Linked DNA regions of Homo sapiens: regions 2 and 3 are each linked to region 1. The links are chromatin loops, found by intact Hi-C in ENCODE. Cell type or tissue: prostate gland. All regions are shown on one strand. Each heading gives the region's core, and the rest is flanking DNA. Links, peaks and the distances in the headings are about the cores only. Region 1 overlaps MRPS27 (mitochondrial ribosomal protein S27). Region 2 has its middle 150 kb from the start of MAP1B. Region 3 overlaps MAP1B (microtubule associated protein 1B).

Region 1 (8,153 bases), core at 3,174-5,673:
TGATGAGCATTACAATTTAAGCTAGATATGCATTTTAGAAGTTAAAGGGCAACAATCTCTAAAAAAGTAGAGGATATAATCTCCAGACCAGTGGAGGGGAAAAAAACGTAAAAAACAAAAACAATCCAAAAGTAAAAATCAATCCAAAAATAAAAAATAAAGAAAAAAAAGAAAGATGAAACCAATCACAAAATGTGACAGAAATAAATCCAATTATATTGGTAATCATGAAATGATAATGTAAATAGACGAAATTTTCTAGTTAAAAGATAATGATTGTCAGATTGGTTAAAAATATAAAAGCTAGCTATATAAATCATATAAACACAGAAGAGTTGAAAATTATTAAAAACACACTAGGAAGCCAAAATAAAGCTGGTACAGTTGTATTAATATCAGACACAATAGATTACAGGCAAAAAGCAGTTTTATAGATTATGTGGGTCACTACATAATGACCAAAAATTCATTTTGCCAAGATAATTTTAACCTGGTGCACACCAAAGTAACACAGCTTCACAGTACATAACCACAAAATCTGTAGTACAGATGTGTTGAAAAACAAGCCTCTTAAAAAAGAGTGTGGTCTCTGGGGCAAAGTTGTGATAATGAAGGTCACTGAAGAAAAATATGAATCCTTTATTGAATCCTTCTAGCTTCAGGTGAGAAATGGTTTCAGTTTTTCTTTTCTACATAACTGCACATTACTGTTAACCTTTCAGGCAACACTAAACTCTTTCTGGGCTTATGGTCATCTGCATACCTTACCTAATTTATATAATAAAGAAACAGGTACAGATTATTATTGTCCTTCCTAGAAGAACTGATCTTGAAAAATACAGGCTGAAACTGTTTTTGTTTCCCACATTTTAAAAGAAAAACGAGGACACATGACATATATCATGCATTGAATATACAGAAGGAAGTATGGAAAACTAGCCTAGCAACCAATTTGGACATAGATTTTTAGACTTCCTTCTATTTGTCTGTCACCAGAAGCTTTAACATAAATAAATCCAATAAAGGAAAAACATGAAATCAAGCTTTGTGTACATATATATTAATGAGACTAAAGAACGGTGATGTGCACAAGTCAGACCCATCTCTAGAACTTGGCAAATATGGAAACTGGAAAATGAATAGATGCCACAGAGATGCAAATACAGAACTGACAAAAGTTAAGAAAGCAGACTTCAGAAAATCTCCATCAGGCCTCAAGAGCAGGATCTGAAATATTCATGCAAAAAGCCAAAGGCCTCTACAGCTGAAATGACACAGCAAAACTAAATCTCAGCTAAAATGGAAGAAGTGTCTGTAAGAGACAGACCTGAATGCAAATGTGTCAAGGAAATACTCTTTGGATTCAAAAAGGAGGTTCTCCAAAAACAAACCAACAGAAAACAAACCAACAAACCAAGAGAAACCAACACAAACAAGCAAAACAGTAACCCAAACCAAAATGTGTCCTATACTTTGTGATGTGAAAAATCACAAATAAAATATTTAATCCAGTAGGGCTCATGAATCCTGAATTCAGCTCAAGTCACCTGAGTGCTCGCTCCTTGTCAGAAAGACTCAAGAAAACTTCCTCTCATGGAACTCAAGGAGCTTCCCCATGAGGCCTGCCCTCCTACCAACACCCTACCCAGTTCCCCAGTGGTTTTCTCCTGAGTCCTGTTCACAGTGGATCCTATTCTGTTAACTAGTAAATGTTGATAACTTTTACCCTGTACCTCCCCAACAAATCAGCAAGTTAGTGGAGGAATTCCAGAGACAATGCTTTAACTCAGTGTTTATTTTAGCCAAAGGGAAGCCCAGTACAGAAACAATCAAAAGTTGAAATCTGATTGAAGTAGGAAAGCCCAGGGCTCTACAGAGCACAGTTGAACTATGGCCCTATCAATAAAAGTATCAACAGCAATGGATTAAAATGTCTCAATTATTTAAATCTATGAGTTCTTAATGACATTTTAAGAAGTCCTCATTCATCATTTTTGCAAGTTATTTTGAAAGCTAACTCATATACAAACTATTTCAGGGTAAGTAAACTGTTGATGAATGGAAGTTCTGTCATAAAAATTTCCTAGATAATAAATGAAAAGAAATGATAAAATTTAAACAGCAATAGTATGCAGCTTCAAATGAAATAACAAATCTAAGTAAAGATCATGAATGGCCTTTAACTTCGCAGAGGGGCAATCAAATGCTGTGTGCTTACTGACACAAGTAAACACTTACTATGAAGTATTTATACCAAAAGACAAAATAAAAAGTCCTGAATCTGATCAAGCCCCTTTCTCCAACTACCAGTTTCACAAGACATATGGAAGGCAGAGGAGCACGCTAAACACCACAATAAGGATGAAATCAGCAAATCTAGAATGTGGGAAACTCCAAAAAAGACCTGTTTTGTTCAATAAATAAATTGCAAAAAACTTACAAACTAAGATAGTTGAGACAACTCAACACATTGCAAGGTATGGACCTTATCTAGATCACATTTCAACAAACTAAATTAAAAAGAAATTTATAAGACATTTGGGAAAATGTGAACATTAATGGAATATTTAATATTACAGAAGTACTAGTTTTTTAGAATAGTATGATTAATTACGTTTTTAAAAATCCTTATCTTTTAGAGGTACATATCAAAGTACATATAAAAAAACCCCGATAATTAAGTTTGTTAAAAAGTAATCTGGTGAACAGGTGGGGAGTTGATGAAACAACACTGGTAGGGAATTGATAATTGCTGGAGCTGGGTGACAGTACACAGGGGTTTATTCTACTCTCTCTACTTCTGTATGTTTCTATTAAAAAGATTCAGAAAGAGTTAACGGGGGCACATAGCAACCAATTGTATTATACGAGGCTTTATTTGAATCCTGATTCAACCAAATCATAAAAAAAAAAATTTGAGAGTATCAGGGATACCTGAGCCAGGAGCGGTGGCTCACGCCTGTAATCCCAGCACTTGGGGAGGCCGAGGTGGGCGGATCACGAGGTCACGAGTTCGAGACCAGCATGACCAAAAAGGCAAGACCCCATCTCTGCTAAAAATACAAAAATTAGCCGGGCATGGTGGCGGGCGCCTGTAATCCCAGCTTCTCGGGAGGCTGAGGCAGGAGAATCGCTTGAACCTGGGAGGAGGAGGTTTAAGCGAGCTGAGATCGTGCCATTGCACTCCAACCTGGGCGACAAGAGCAAGGCTCTAAGAAAATAAAATAAAATAAGAAAGAGAGTATCAGGGATATCTGAACACTAACTGGATATTTCGTGATATTTACAACCCTATTAATATTTTAGGTGTGATAATGGTATTGAAAAGCACCCTTGTCTTTTGGAGATCTGTATCAAAATATTTACGGATGAAATGACTTACTGCCTGGGATCTCCTTCAAAATTATCCAAAGCATCGGGATGGGGAAACAGTAATAAAGATAAAATAAAGACTAAGAGCTGATAATTGTTGAAGCCAGGTGATGGGTAAAGGGGGCTCCTTATACCAAGGTGTCTACACCTTCAAATGTTAAAACACTAAAAAAAAAAAATCTGTGGCGTTAGAAGTCAGGATACCGGTTACCTTTGGAGAGACTAAGTGGGGGCCGCAATAAGGGCTTCTGGAGCGGTAGGAATGCTCTTGCTTCCTACACAGGTTTACTCGCTTTGTGGTAATTCATCAATGTCTATATTACGACTTGCACACTTTTCAGTATGTATATTATACTCCAATAAAAAAGTATTTTAAAGAAGAAATCGACTACTTTAATGTAGGCGGAAGATCCTATGGTAGAATCTCAGGTACTACAGCAATCACTGAGAAAGCTTTTTGGGCGGAAAGGAAAGTGAGGCTCTCGCCCGGTTTCCTCCTCTCCACGGTGGAACTGGCAGCGGCCCTGGCTGGCTGCTGAGAGCGCGGAACGGGGCGGCGTTCTGACGTTCGCGCCGGGGCCCTCTGGACGCACCGCGGGCGCAGGTCCTAGACAGCTGCATTGGCGTCCACCGCGGCCCCGGCGCTGGGAAACTGCCCTCACGCTAGGGCCCTCCCCGAGGAGCTCTCTGGCACAATCAGCCACGAGGACGAAGAGAGGGGGCACCGGAACCGCAAGCCCACTCCGAGAGGCCAGAACCTCTCTCTCGCCGTACTCCCCGGCAGGGCACGGCTCAGGGGAGACGGCGCTCTGGCACATGAAGCCCACACCCACACGCCGCAGTGTCCCTTGCTGCCTCGATCTCCAATGGGGATGGGAGCGGCGAAAGCCTCATATCGGCCCTCCTCCGTCCCCCAATCAGCGAGCCCGCTTTGAGCACCTCACGGCCCTCCGGCTGGCGGCGCCCAATCACAGCGCTCCACATGCTGGGCGCGGCCCTGCGCGCGCACGCTACCCGACAGCCCCGCGCCCACTCGCCGCGTTCCACCCGCGGGGCGGCGGATTCCCGCAGGGGCCACACTGCCACCTACTGTCCCATCTCCAGAGCTGGAGCCACGGGCGCTCTCCCTACCATGCGGCCTCCCTGCTAAGTGCCAGTAGCTCAACCCAAACGCTCAAATAAAAATGAGGGAAAACAAGTAGTGTCGTCGAGTAAAACCGAAAACAATGTCCATTTTGAAAAAAGCGGCAATAATTACCTTCCAGTACACAGTAGGAAAAAGTCTCAAAAGCTTTCTTTGTTCCAAGCAGTGTGAGTTCCAAAACATTATTTCACCTCACACGTTTTATAGAGGGCTAAAAACAAGGGGCTTAGGGACTCCTCAGTGCACATATTTCTGAAGCACCTGCATGTCAGACGGAGAGGCAGGCATTACCATCATCTCTAATTTATAGGCACAGAAACCGAGTGTGACAGCTGAAAGCCGCAGAACTGGGACTGACACCCAGAAGTCGGCCTCCCAAGTGCAGACTTCAGCACATCATACACAAGGAAGGCACAAAGTGCTGAAAGAATATAGGGCAGGAAACATCGATTCTGACTGGAGAGATTCAGGATATACAAAGATATTCTAGGCAGAGGGGACAGCTGTCTCGGTGGCAGGAAAAATTCAGTAAATGGTGGCTAGTACTGCTTTTCCAAGAAAACTAGTCTTAACTGAGGAAAGGGAACAAATGTCTCTATGTGATATTTACTCATTGCAGACTTTTTTTTTTTTGAGACAGAGTCAGCTCTGTCGCCCAGGCTGTAGTGCAGCGGCGTGATCTCTGGCTCACTGCAACCTCTGCCTCCCGGGTTCGAGCGATTCTCCTGCTTCAGCCTCCATTGTAGCTGGGATTACAGGTGTGCGCCACCACGCCCGGCTATTTTGTAATTTTAGTAGAGGCGGGGTTTCACCATGTTGTCCAGGCTGGTCTTGAACTCCTGACTTGATCTGCCTACCTCAGCCTCCCAAAGTGCTGGGATTATAGGCGTGTGCCACTGCGTGCTGCCCCGCTGCAGATTATTATACTCATTATTTGGCAAACAGTTACTGCTTACTCAGGTATCCATGACAATGTTCCCTGGATTTGTGTGACTGACTATACCCAACACCAAGACACCAAACCTAGTGGCCTCATTTCCTAATCTTCCCTACATACCTAGGAAAGTGTTAATAAGCTTTCCTGGAATTCGTCATTCCCTTATCTGTACTTCACTGCACTTTGCTTATAATTCACATATGGCACATCCGAACACGCCTTGCTGTATAACTATGAGTCCATACTGGTCTGATCACTAGAACAGTATAGTATTGGCCCTACAGAGCATTTTAGGATATGTGGAAGTTGGTCTTGATTGTCACAATGACTGAAAGGCATTACTGGCACTTAATGGACAGAAAACAGGGAATTCAGATGACCTGCAATGCTGAGACTGTCCCGTACATCAAAACACTGTCTCTAGTGGGAGCCAGGGCTGTCAGTATGGAAGACGGGAGATACAAATATGGACTGGAGCAAGGCAAGAAGAATCCCATAGGGATGAACTTGGGATTGGTGTGAACTCATTATCTGCAAAATATATATAGTATATGTATATGCATATGTGTACATGTATGTTTATGTGTATGTGCATTCATTTTTTTTCCAGAACTGTTCACTGAATGGGCCAAGAAGCAAAAATTTCACAGTAGCAAAAGGACACCTAGCACCTAGATCTTGGTTTCTAATGCCATTCCTCACCAAAAGTAACCAGAGCTCCTTGGAGAAATGGTTGATTCCAGGGCTAGGCCAGGAAGGGTACACAGTGAGCCTGAAACACCTTGTTATATGAGAGAAAGTAAGTTATCAAAAAAGAGGGGGGTGGGGGAAAATGGAAGCCAGCTTGAAAGGGCTTCTATCAGCCAAGTCTGGGATATTTAGACCACCAAAATAATTGAGAAGGGTAATGAATCATTTAAAAAATTCACAAATTGATGATTTAAACATAATGCATGATAATAAACAGATAAATGAGAAAGAAATGAGAGAAAAGGAAGAGTTCTTGCTTATAGTAGAATACTGAGTGTTAGCTAGTAAATCTGGAGAAATTTTCAGAGTTGGAAAATCATTACTTTGCAACCATTATAGTAAAGATTGATTCAGGCTAAAGCCATGAATGGATGCCAAATCTAAGAGCAAACTTTTGATAAACAACATATTTGCATTACATTAAAGTCTCTCTCCGAGAATAGCCTATTAATCAGAAGGGAGAAAAACAGTAACTCTGCAGTGGAGAAATCAGACACAGTTGACTAGGTGATCAAAACTGACATCACCAGTGAAGGCATATGATATCAGGTATGTCCACATGTGATACCCTGGCAGGGGCACAACATCACTGAGAGTATTCTGGCTGGGGAAGCATAACAATGAGAAAATAGCAGAAAAATCCAAGAAAGAGGAATATTCTATTTAAAAAAAGAGATTGGGTTCTTTAAAAATATATAGGACAATGTCATAAGAAACAAAGAAAGGATAAGGAACTATGATTCTAGACAGCATCCTGTACTGGAAGAGGAAAAATGCTATGAGAGACCCTATTATTGGGTCAATTCCCAAAACTGGGATATGAATAGTAAAGTATTATATTAATGTCAAAATTTCCGAAGTTGGTAACTGTGCTATGATTATACAATAGAATGTCCTTATCTCAGGTAATGTACATTGAAGTATTCAGGATAAAGAGCTATAATATATGAAACAAACTCCCAAATGATTAAAGAAAGTGTGTATACAGGGGGAAGGAGGAGAGAGAAAGCAAAAACAAATGAATCAAAATGGTAACGACAGGTGAACATGAGTAAAAGTAGCGCTGTGGTTTAAATATTTGTCTCCTCTGAAACTCATGTTGAAATTTAATCCCCAGTGTAACAGTTTTGAGAGGCCAGTGGATCATAAGGGCTCTCCTCTGATGAATGAATTAATCCATTCATGGACTAATGGGTTAATGGATTGATGGGTTATCACGGAAGTGGGACTGGTGGCTTCATAAGAGGAAGAGAGACCTGAGCTAGCATGCTCAGCCCCCTCGCCATGTGATGCTCTGAGCCACCTCAGGACTCTGAATAGTCCTCACCAGCAGGAAGGCTCTCACCAGATGCCACCCCTCAACGCTGGCCTTCTCAGACTCTCTAACTGTAAGAAATAAATTCGTTTTCTTGATAAATGATCCAGTTTCAGGTATTGTTATAAACAACAGAAAACAAACTAAGACAGATATAGAGGAGTTCTTTGCAGTTTTTATAAGTTTAAAATTATTTCCCGCTGGGCGCGGTGGCTCAAGCCTGTAATCCCAGCACTTTGGGAGGCTGAGGTGGGCAGATCACCTGACACCAGGAGTTCAAGACCAGCCTGGCCAATAGGCAAAACCCTGTCTCTATTAAAAATGCAAACATTAGCTGGGCGTGGTGGCGTGCGGCTGTAACCCCAGCTACTCAGGAGGTGGAGGCAGGAGAATCGCTTGAACCCAGGAGGCGGAGGTTGCAGTGAGCCGAGATGACGCCACTGCATTCCAGCCTGGGCGATAGATAGTACAGACTCTGTCTCAACAACAATGACAATAACAACAACAAAATTATTTCCAAATTAAAAGATTAAAAAAATTTGCCATGTCATTTGTGACATAATTATACCATCAAAAACAACCTGTTTATCATTAATGGAACTAACTCCATTTTTCATATAAGCAAAGTTTTTTTA
Region 2 (8,153 bases), core at 2,741-5,240, 350 kb before region 1:
TTCCTGAAGGAGAATCAATATAACAAAAATTCATTTTCATAATTATTATGCTTTAATTTAATCTCAACAATGCTAGACACTGGAAATAGCCCAACAGCAAAAGAAGGGTAAGCTAGGAGAAGGCAGTCTGGCACACAGGTGGGGAGCATGATGCATGGGCTTTAATTCAGGCAAACCTGTCTTCAATCCCATTCTGCATTGCTTCTGCACTGGGTGGTTGTGGGCAGTGATGTTTGCTCATTGGTCAGGTGGGGCCAATAATACCACATGGTGTTGTTGCTAGGATGAAATGAGAAGAGGCAGGTCATGAATTTAGCATAGTCAGGCACATAGTCGGCCCTCGATCAGTGCAGGCTTTGGGTGACTCTTGACTCACGTGGATTCCAGGTTCTGTGGCTCCAGCTGCCTATTTGGTTGGCTTTAAGAACGAGTACTTTCCCCAACCCTCAGCCTGCCCTTCATTTGAAGTGGTGAGAAGCCTCTGAATTCACAGCCTCTGAGAGCATCAACCTGTAGCTTCCCTGAGAAGAGACTACTGCTGGGAGAACAGCTGCTTCCAAAAATTCTGATGTGCTTTCTCTCTCGCTCAAAGCCTGCCGTGTTAATTAGGAAGACTGCATGCATGAACACTTGGCTTTTCTTTGCTTTTCTTTTTTAATCTCTTAAAAAAAAAACCGTCTTTTGATCAGCACCGTGAGTAAATTGCGAAGTCTCGAGTCTTGCAAAGATGTGTTAAGAATATGAAGAAGGTGCTGCCTCCTTTGACAACTGCCTCTGCACACCCTGAGATGGAGTTTCAGGGCATCTTGTCCTCTGTTCTCGGTTCCCAGATGGCCTTGCACCTGGAACAGCTCTCCTACTTTCTGCTCCCACCTGAGCCCAGCCCTAACGAGTTTGTGCAGAATTAGAAAGGTCAGGCCTAGCAGGTCCTCTCAGAAGCATGGGAGAGCTTGCTGATAAGTGGCGACCAGGTGAAACAGACTTCACCTGGGTCTGAGGCAGCCTAGGCTCACGTGATAAGGCTGTGGTTTTCCGGAGTCCTGGGAACTGCCCTGACAATGACCACCTGGGTTCACTTCCCTTGGGAGAGGGGAGGTGGGGAGGTGGGGAGTTAGGTGGGGGGAGCATTGCACTGCAGAATGGGAAGGACAGAGGTCAGAGCTGCTAAGCAGGTGTAAAGGAATGTGGAATCAGGGTTTCAAACTTCTATCTTCCTTTTGCTCCCCTATCAATTACTCTGACCTTGTTTTGTGACTACAGGAATCAAAAGAGGATGTACATGCCTAGATTTCTCTCATGCCACTCCCAAAGCAGGATTTAGGATTTTCTTGTATCCCTTAAAAAGAAAACTCACACTACAGGCATTCGTGAAAAATGTAGACTTTACTGATGATTTATAGTTGGCCAGAGAGGGTCTATATTACATAGCACATGGAATTTCATGAAAGAAAGAAAGATATGTATTAGACATTTGTGTGTGTGTGTGTATGAGTGCGATTGAAAGGGAGGGAGGGAGAAAAGTAGAGAAGAAGGAAGGAGAAAGGAAGGAAGGAAAGAAAGAAAGAAAGAAAGATGAGAGCAAGAGATTAGGGTCTCTTCTCACCAGGATCGTGCTTTTCTGAAGTCATACTTCTCTGTGTTCAGCCCCAGGGTTTCCCTCTCTCTACAGTGCTACTCCATGAAGCCTCCAGTTCTCCCTTTATTCCTGTCTGCCATTCTGAGAACTTTCTGAAAGACCTCTCTATTTCTTCCTGTCTGATCTGGGCATTTAGCTCAGGCTCCTCCAGCTTGCATCTCCCCTCTCACCATTGGCTCAGTCTCCCCCAGGCCTCAGTCCTATACCTGGCTTCCCTGGGCCCTCCGGCTCCCTCCTCTCCCTCTGCGTTTCTGCTGGGCTCCTTGTAAATGGTGCAGGCCCCTTTTGTCTTTTCATGGTGCAAAAACATTTCTATTTCCCAGGACCCACGAAGTTTTATTCATGGTTGCTTTTTTTTTTAAAAAAAAGAAAATTTAGAGAGTTTCTTCAGCTCATAAAGAAAAATCACCAAAAGATACTCTGATCTGCCTTCCAAATAAACATAGAGTAACTATCTAACAAATGTAGTGCAACTAATCATAGCAAATTAGCTTTTCTGGTACAAAACAGTCAGTCAAAATATGCTGGAGGCCTTGTGCTATCCAGATTCTTTCTTGGAGTAAAGCGAAAGACATGGCTTACGTAGCCTGCCCCTCCCTCTCTGTCTTGGCTGTCGGTGCAGTGTATCCAGGTATTAACTTTGCTGGGGGTGGGTATTTATCAGACAGCTGTGTCATAGGAAAACACCCGTGCCATCTTTCTGCTCAGCATAGCACTGAGGAAGGTGGTCCCAGGACCGTCTGTACCTATCTATCACCCTCAGGTCTGGACTCCACGCTGTGATTCATCACCACGCCCTCTCAGAGCTGGGGGCAGGTAATCTGGGCAGGGACATGAGAAATGGCCTGCAGTTTGTCAATGGCAGTGATCCAACACATTCGCTCATGGGATACGTCAGCGTTCAGAACGTAATAGCCTGCAACCAAGAAAATGAAATGTTTGAATTAGTCCATGAGAATTTAAGTTGAAACAAAAAGTGGTGTTGGATAAAATTTTCTTCAAGAATTTTGTTTTTCTTTGGAGAAAATGAAGATCTAGTTTTTGATTGACATGACAGAGCCCAAGCATACAACCCACTCATTTCAGGAGTTGACTTGCAATTTTATACATACATATATATATATAAAAAATATGCGTGTACATATAACATTATACATTATATAAATAGATATAAATTATAATACAATAACATATATTACTCTATATATCACTATCTATAGACATAGATCATTTCAATAACACTTTTCATTAAGTATACCCACCCCCTTCCCAGCTTTCTTACAGGTGTCTAAGAGTGTGTTTGTTGTTCCCGTTATGGAACAATAATCAGAAAAGCTGGCAGACTGAAGACTAACCCCAGATTGCAGCTGCTTTGGGAAGAGAGGACAAAAGTATCAATTTCATGAAAGTTTAGCTGATGACAACCAAGCAGTGTATTTCCAACCTCCATTTCCCCACGTGGCTTTCTGAATTCCTCTCCCCACCAAGAGGCACAGCTCTGCAGGGCTGCAGGTTCTCGCGCAGAGAAATGCAAAGCTGAAAGCCTGACGCCTGGGCTCAGTCCCGCGTGCCCCTCCCGGCAGGGCACGCACTCTCAGCCAGTTGAGCTAAGTGCCTGGGGCCTAGGAGGGGAGTATGCAGAGGCTTGGGGTGGAGGTGGTGCAGGGCCCGGAAGACTGGGAGGGCCTCCCTTTGTCTGTGCCAACGCAAAGCAGGATGGTTCCCAACCATGTGGCTCCCCTTCTCTGAGGCTGCTTCTCCTCATGGGGTTAATTATACCAACCTGAATCTCAGGGAGTGTGAATTAATTGCCAAACACTTTACAATTATCAGGAGCCCACGAGGTGCTTCACCACCATAAAGCATTACATCTAATTATTGTTCATAATTATAAAGGTTCGGAAGCACTAAGGTCTCCCATGGCAACCTTCACACACACACACACACACACACACACACACACACACTCTCTCTCTCTCTCTCTCTAAATCACACACACACAGTGATAGACTTTTTCATTGCAGTATTAAATGCAGCTCATAAACCTGCCATATTATTGGGTAAATATTTATTTTTATAAGCTGAGATAAGTGGTCAACTCTGGGGTAATGATTCCTTTTCTAAATGCTTCAGACAGACCAGGCCCTCAGTCTGATGACAGGCACAGGGCTCTGAGCATCAGCCAATGCGACTCACGTAATCTACAGCAACATCTTTATCAGATAGACATGATGAGGACATGAAGTGTGATTATATTTTTATGGCTTGTCAGTAAAAATTAAAATATCCTGATTGAAAGTGTTATAAAAATATAGCAAAAGCATATCCCTAAATAAACAGTGTAGGAGAATCTAAACCATCCTTCAATTGAAAGGCTGATTTACAGGGAGATGATGTGTCTCAAAACAAAAGCACAAGGGTATGAGACTTGGCAAGTTATCAGTTTGGCTTACTGACTGTTGAAATAAAAGTTCAGTATAAAAGCAGTTTGACATATACAGCCATCCCTTGGTATCCACTGGGGATTAGTTCCAGGACCTCCCATGGATGCCAAAATACACGGATGCTTAAGTTCCTGAAACAAAATGGTGTAGTATTTGCAACCAAACACTGCATGTTCACACTCATAGGTGGGAATTGAACAACGAGAACACTTGGACACAGGAAGGGAAACTTCACACACTGGGGCCTGTCATGGGGTGAGAGGAGCAGGGAAGGATAGCATTAGGAGATATACCTAATGTAAATGATGAGTTAATGGGCATTAACTCGCTATGGGCACACCAACATGGCTCATGTATACATATGTAACAAACCTGCACGTTGTGCACATGTACCCTAGAACTTAAAGTATAATAAAAAAAAAGAAAGGAAAAAAAGGTGTAGTATTTGCATATAACCTATGCATATCCTCCTGTATACTTTAAATCATCTCTAGATTACTTGTAATACCTAATACAAGGTAAATGTTGTGTACAGAGTTGTTATGCTGTATTATTCAGGAATAACGACAAAGAAAAATGTCTGTACATATTCAATACAACTGTAACTTTTTCCTCCCAAATATTTTCAATCTGCTGTTGGTTGAATCCATGGATACGGAGAGCTGACTCTGTGTGTGTGTGTGTGTGTGTGTGTGTGTGTGTGTGTGTGTGTGTGTATGGCTTCATTTCATGCATGGTTGTGGTGCCATCAGTGGAATGAAATCAACCTCATTCACATGGAAGTACTTAAAATTCAGCCATGTGTCTAGTCTGGGGCATCTGCTGTATGAAGTTTCCTAAAGGGAAACTTGGTTTTATAATAGATGTCTGGAAATCCTGCTGCTGCTGCTGCTGCTGCTGCTGCTGCTGCTGCTGCTGCTGCTACTGGAGAAGTCTTGTTTGGATGCTCTCCCCACTACCATTTGGTTGAGGAGTATATTGGTGGGCTTTGTAGTTACTAGCGGGGACTTGGCTTTCTTCTGTTCTGCATACCTGGAGCCTAGAGCTAATTTCCTCCATGAATTTCCTCCTGGGAGAAGAGCAATTCCGGCTGCTTTGCTTGACTGGAGTGTGGAGAGAAGAACACTAGGTGCTTCTGGTAAAGTCTTTGGGTCTGGGGTGATGGCCAGTGCTCTTAACTCCAGCCCACTGACCCAGTGGGGTGGAGCGATGCAGGTAGCAAAGGACAGACAGTAAAGCCTGACCATGAGCCAAAGGAGGAAAAGCTAACAAAGAAAAGAAAAGAACCACGGTGCTCTAGTGAAGGTGCATTCCTGAAGAGCCGGCTTCTTTGACTGTGCCAAGTGACCAGGTCTGGTGACTCTGTCAGTCAAAAGCACATGATAGGTATACTTTACCTGTACTGTCCAGGGAGGAATTGCAAAAGAAATAAAAATAAAAAATAGGCCTGCCTCACAATAGGTCCCAGACTAGATGTGATAAATGGGAATGGGAGCTGGAGATCCAAATGGAAAAAGACCTCAATAGGCTACAAAAAAAAAAATTGATAACTAGTAGTGAGTTGATCAAGGGCAGGTGATTGTGGAGCTGTGGCCTGCAATCAGAGCTGAGGTGTGGTTCATGAGGCTCTGCACAGGTAAGAGGGGCAGTGTAGAGTAATGGTTGGGCTGCACAGACTTGAGCTGGAATCCTAGCTCAGCTACTTTACCAGTGACTTCACCTTGCCAGCCCTCAGTTTCCTCTTCTGCAAAATGAGGGACAATACAACTGGTATATCTTAAGAAATCATTATGAGAATTAAATGAGCTATTGTATGTAAAATATTTGCCACGTTGCCTGACACACGGTGAGGGCTCCATAAATATTAGTGATCACTAATGTTAATCAATAAGTTTGAAAAAGCGGAGAGATGTAGATGAGTAATGGGAGAATATATAGGTTAGAGACATTAAGATTTAAGAATGGGGCAGTGTAATAATTGCTTACTGTCTTAGGTAAGTGTTGAAGTATAGGGTTTTACAGCTTGGACTCAGACTAAGATTGTCTGGGTTTGCATTCTGACTGCCTCTTACTAGATGTGTTTGGTAAGTTATTTACCTCTTTGTGTCTCAGTTTGCTCCTTTGTAAATGGCAATTATTATAATAATATCTACCACATAGGACTCTAATGAGAAGGAAATGAGTTAAGTTGTAAAACACTTGGAGCAATGTCTGGCACAAAGTCAGTGCTATATAATAGTGGTTATTATCATTGATATTATTATGTGGTTGTTTTGTATATAACCAGTGAAAATATATTTCTCAGTGCTAAATAAAAACCATTACTAATTATTAATTTTAAACACAAAGTATCCAACCGAAAACTGTTTGGCTGACAAAATAATCTGTGAACTACCCCAAGTCATGACCAAGTGTCTGAGGGGCCACTCATAAAAAGAAAGGATGTTGTTGACATTAGCAGTTCGTGTATGCCACTATGCTGCCATGATGGCAGTGGGGGTGTCCATCACATTTAAATCATGTTCAAAGTGAAATCCTGGCTGTAAAATGAATGCTGGAGGATAGGCAGTGATATCCAGGTGCAATAAAAATTCAGGAGTACATGGTAGTATTAGAGCCCAGCGGTAAATAGAGTCAAGTAACAAAGAGTAGAATATGAAGCTTCTTGGGCACCCTACTTCATGCCAGCCAAGGGCACACCACCATCCTCATGCAGCCACCACTGGTAACGAAAAGGAACAACCATGACAGCTTATATAGCAGTGCTGAGGCACATGTCCAGTACCAGTGCATGAGGTACATGTCTAGTAAACGTTGAGTCACTAGTTGGTTAGCATATTGCTTACACATTACCGAGCCCTTGCTTTAGTTTTTATATCATCATGAGTTACTATGCAAAGGTCAAAGGCCAGGGCAAAAGTGACAGAATCTGTGCTTTTGCAAATGCAGAGACCAAACCCGAAGTGATGAGGAGCTGATGTGGGCAGTCTGGCAGGTTCCAGCCTCCTCCTCCAAGTGGATCATATATGAGCATAGTATAGAGCTGCTAGCAACATGGAGGGAGAGTTGGAGAAAGCATAGTGTTGGCTTTGTTTGTTGGGAGTTGCATAGGAGATGTGACATCATTTGATTGTTAATTCACCCCTCTGTTTATACAACAAATATGTATTGAGCATCTTTGTGCACCAAACTCTGTACCAGATTCTGGATTACAACAGTGAACAAGATGAACGTGGCCCCTGGACTGTCGACAGGCCACCATGGTAGAGTTGGTAGGTGTTATGGTAGGAAGAATGGGGGCACAGACCATTTCTGAAGAGGGAAGGTAGAGGTTTGGGGCTACCCAAGGTGGCTGAAAAGTCCAACTCCCTAAAGAAAAAGAGATAAACCATCCATATTTGGTGTTCGTCTTAAGCAAAATCAATACATTTTGCAGCAGTCTGAAGGAGTTGTTTAAATGGCAGAGCTTGTCCCATGATAATGCCCAGCCTGTTTCAAAGCATGGCACAGCTCAGTTAGGCTGACTCCAACAAAAGCTTCACCTTCTTTATGTCATAAGCTCCTGAGGCTTGGGCGGGGCAACACAGAGGGAGTTACAGGTGCAAACACAGGATAGGGCCTGGAGGCGAACAAAGGCCGTACAGTCTGTTCCACTCTACAGATCTCGCCAAGGAACGGATGAAACTGCAGAGTGATATAAAGACCATTGACATTTTTTTAAAGACCATTGACATTTAAAAGCAAGATTTCAGTTTAATATTTCTGAAGAGCCTCAAAGACATACACAAAAGGTTTGAATAAAATCCATAATAAAATCCACGATGAATGGATCTCCATACTCCACCTCTTACCTCATGCCACAGTGCTTTGTCCAATTATCTTCTAGGGAACATGTGAAGTTGAAAAATGAAGTGGGAACTAGTGCTGTTAGCAATGCTATGGCGCCTGATACACTGCCATTTTTTTTTCTTCCAAAAAAAGTAGAAATAATTTTTTTTGCACGCTCTTCACGCTAGCCTACCAAACCTTATGGAAACCTCTCAACCATGCCATCCTGAGCTTTATCTACTGTA
Region 3 (2,500 bases), core at 1-2,500, 99 kb before region 1:
AACAAAATTCTACAGAGACTAAATGTTAGCGATGATCCTCCATTTTCAATTTTAACCAATTCTGTCCCCTTTCTCAAAACCCTGAGCCCTGTGCATGCTTTCTCAGTCTTGTGGTGGGACTGGATACAATGACTAACTTCCCCTCCTCCCCTCTTTAAACACCATTTTCCATGGAGTTCAAAAAAATTTTTTTTCTTAACGTTACATATCATAGTGAATGGTTTCCCCAGTGTATATGAATGTTTTAAGTGTCTCCAATAGCTTATGCAGTCTAGGAGCTTTCCAATACTCATTTAATTAAGATTTAATCATTTGCTAATGGAAATCTTACCACCTTTCATTTTCCCTCTGTTACCAAATTTCAGCTCTTAGGAGCTGCTCTACAATTCTGAATTTGCTTTTCTTGCCTCTCTTTAGTCACCTGTCACAGGAGGTTCCTGCTCAGTAATGATATTGTGAGTTAGGATAATAACTTTTTTTTTTTGTGCTTCAGATTTAGAAGAAAAGATCCTGTTTCCATTTGAAAGGAACTGTAAGCTTTTATCTTTTAACCAACTGAACAATACACCAAAAGCAGCCTAGGGATGAGCATTTCTTTGAAAGCAATTAGGTTATTCACCTGGTATTAAAACTATTTACTGTTAAAAAATCTGTGACTTCATGAAGTTGATTTTTAAAGGCAGCATCAAAAACTGAAAAGGAAGGGAAAAAATAGGCAGCTTCTCTGCACTTGTTTGGAGCTCCCCAAAACAGGAGCCATGGAGAAGTGGCATCAAGACCGGGCTGCCCTTTCGAGAACACCCTGTGGCAGTTCAGAGACACGCTTTTCCTACACTGCATGCAGCCCCTCTTTCCAGCACTGGAAAGAAGTGGTCTTGAGCCCAGCTGAGAAGCACTTCACACTCCTCTCTCTTGTTCTGAATGGTGTTTGTGTCAGTCTGCAGCTGTGTATGGTATTATGTCTTATAATCCTGCATCACTTCTATCCTATCCAGTCATATCTAATGTAGAAAATTAGTTTCCAGTGAAAGTAATATGTAGTGCTTTTATGATATTTGTGTGCAATATCCCCTCTTCCATTGAGGATATTTGATGTAAAGGAAAAAAAAAAACTCAGTTCCACAATAAAATACAAAAGTGGCAAAAGTTCATGTGTGTGCTGTGCTGTCTTTTGCTTTGTGTTCCTGAGTTGGGCTTTGCCACTCACGCAGAATGCTGGGCAGTCAGGGCATGACGGCAGGGGGTGACTACGTTCTTTTCAAGATGGGCTCCCTGGCTTTTGGCAAACTGCCGAAAGCATCTTGCTAATGCTTGCAACTGCTACCTCGTTAACTTTTATAGCCAAGCTCTAGAGGATGTGAGCGTGTAAGGACAGAAACTGGGAGGTGAAGGGAAGGAACAATTAAAATTATTGCTTAAAAAAAAGAAAAAAAAAAGGATAGCTGGGTGCAGTGCTACATGCCTGTGATCCCAGTACTTTGGGAGGCCAAGGTGGGAGAATCATTTGAGCCCGGAAGTTCAAGGCTGTAGTGAACCATGATTGTGCCACTGCACTCCAACCTGGGCAACAGAGAGAGACTCTGTCTCTAAAAAAAAAAAAAAAAAAAAAGAAAGAAAAGATAGACCAGACCAGAACCTGTCATATTCAGCAATTGTGCTCAGTACCTATCTTTTTCTTAGTTCCTTGCTCACTGTTACAGAATATCCTCTATCTAACATAATATGTTGTGGATTTGACTCACACCCAGGAACTAGCAGTTGTTGGGAAAAAGTGATTATATATGTAGCAAAGAATACCTAACAAGAGGAGGATTTCCTCCCTGTCATTCAAATGATTATTACACATTTACCCTGTACCTGGCAGTAGGTTATATTACAAGATATAACCTAACTGCTGCCCTAACTGATTGGGGGAAGACAGACCAGCAGAGGCAATGATACCACATCGTGATGGGGGCTCCTAAAATTCAAGAGCGAGCTTAGGTGACCATAGGAAAAGCACCGCAAATGATGTCTCGGCTGAGCTCTGGAGTGTGTGTGTGTGTGTGTGTGTGTGTGTGTGTGTGTGTGTGTGTGCATTGGTTGGACCAAAAGTAAATTCCAGGCAGAGACAAGAGCTCACACAGGGTCTCAGCAGAGAGCAGGATCAGCATATGTTAAGGAGCACAGACTGCTCACAATGGCAGCATGTAAATGGGGGAGGCCCTGGCACTTCAGTTTCCCACCATGTGGCCACAAAAAACATGCCCATAAGGTTCTTAATAGAGACCTCCAAGACTGGGCCCTGCCTGTCTGCAGAGATGGTCCTTTAGCCTCAAAAGACCCCAGCAGCCTGTCCTGAGTTATTATGATATCCCTCTGTGTGTCATATCCACTCCTTTTGATCTTAACATTTCCCCTCCAAACCATGGGGCTACATTGAATGGTCCTATCAGAAATCACTGCTTGCTAAGAGGGATTCTGAAATCCCTCCAGAAATTAAAGGGTTAAGCATGTGAGC

What was found. A loop is a pair of places that touch in the nucleus more often than their neighbours do. Peaks named below come from ENCODE experiments on the same cell type or tissue, not always from the same donor. Only the 100,000 strongest peaks of a DNase experiment are listed, where the experiment ranks them.
Region 2: a loop joins it to region 1, with 2.5 times the contacts of the local background. A loop is called at or near these places in 2 of 110 quality-filtered maps.
Region 3: a loop joins it to region 1, with 3 times the contacts of the local background. A loop is called at or near these places in 7 of 110 quality-filtered maps.

What each region holds. Positions count from the first base shown.
Region 1 is chr5:72,304,135-72,312,287 of GRCh38, forward strand. The region is part of intron 2 of MRPS27 (mitochondrial ribosomal protein S27); the gene reads right to left. Among named protein-coding and RNA genes, the nearest start is that of MRPS27, 12 kb to the right of the region's middle. RefSeq lists enhancers at 3,978-4,227, 7,873-8,153 and a silencer at 4,278-4,567. In prostate gland, for the core only: a CTCF peak has its summit at 4,453 (motif pointing left); a DNase peak (open chromatin) is centred at 4,327; H3K4me3 peaks cover 1,163 bases; H3K27ac peaks cover 1,201 bases.
Region 2 is chr5:71,953,491-71,961,643 of GRCh38, forward strand. No RefSeq gene overlaps it. Among named protein-coding and RNA genes, the nearest start is that of MAP1B, 150 kb to the right of the region's middle. In prostate gland, for the core only: no CTCF peak of the experiment used is centred there; a DNase peak (open chromatin) is centred at 4,151.
Region 3 is chr5:72,208,420-72,210,919 of GRCh38, forward strand. It overlaps MAP1B (microtubule associated protein 1B), which reads left to right. Exons shown (of 7, transcript NM_005909.5): 7 at 1-1,146. Among named protein-coding and RNA genes, the nearest start is that of MIR4803, 40 kb to the left of the region's middle. In prostate gland, for the core only: a CTCF peak has its summit at 1,283; a DNase peak (open chromatin) is centred at 1,282; H3K27ac peaks cover 603 bases.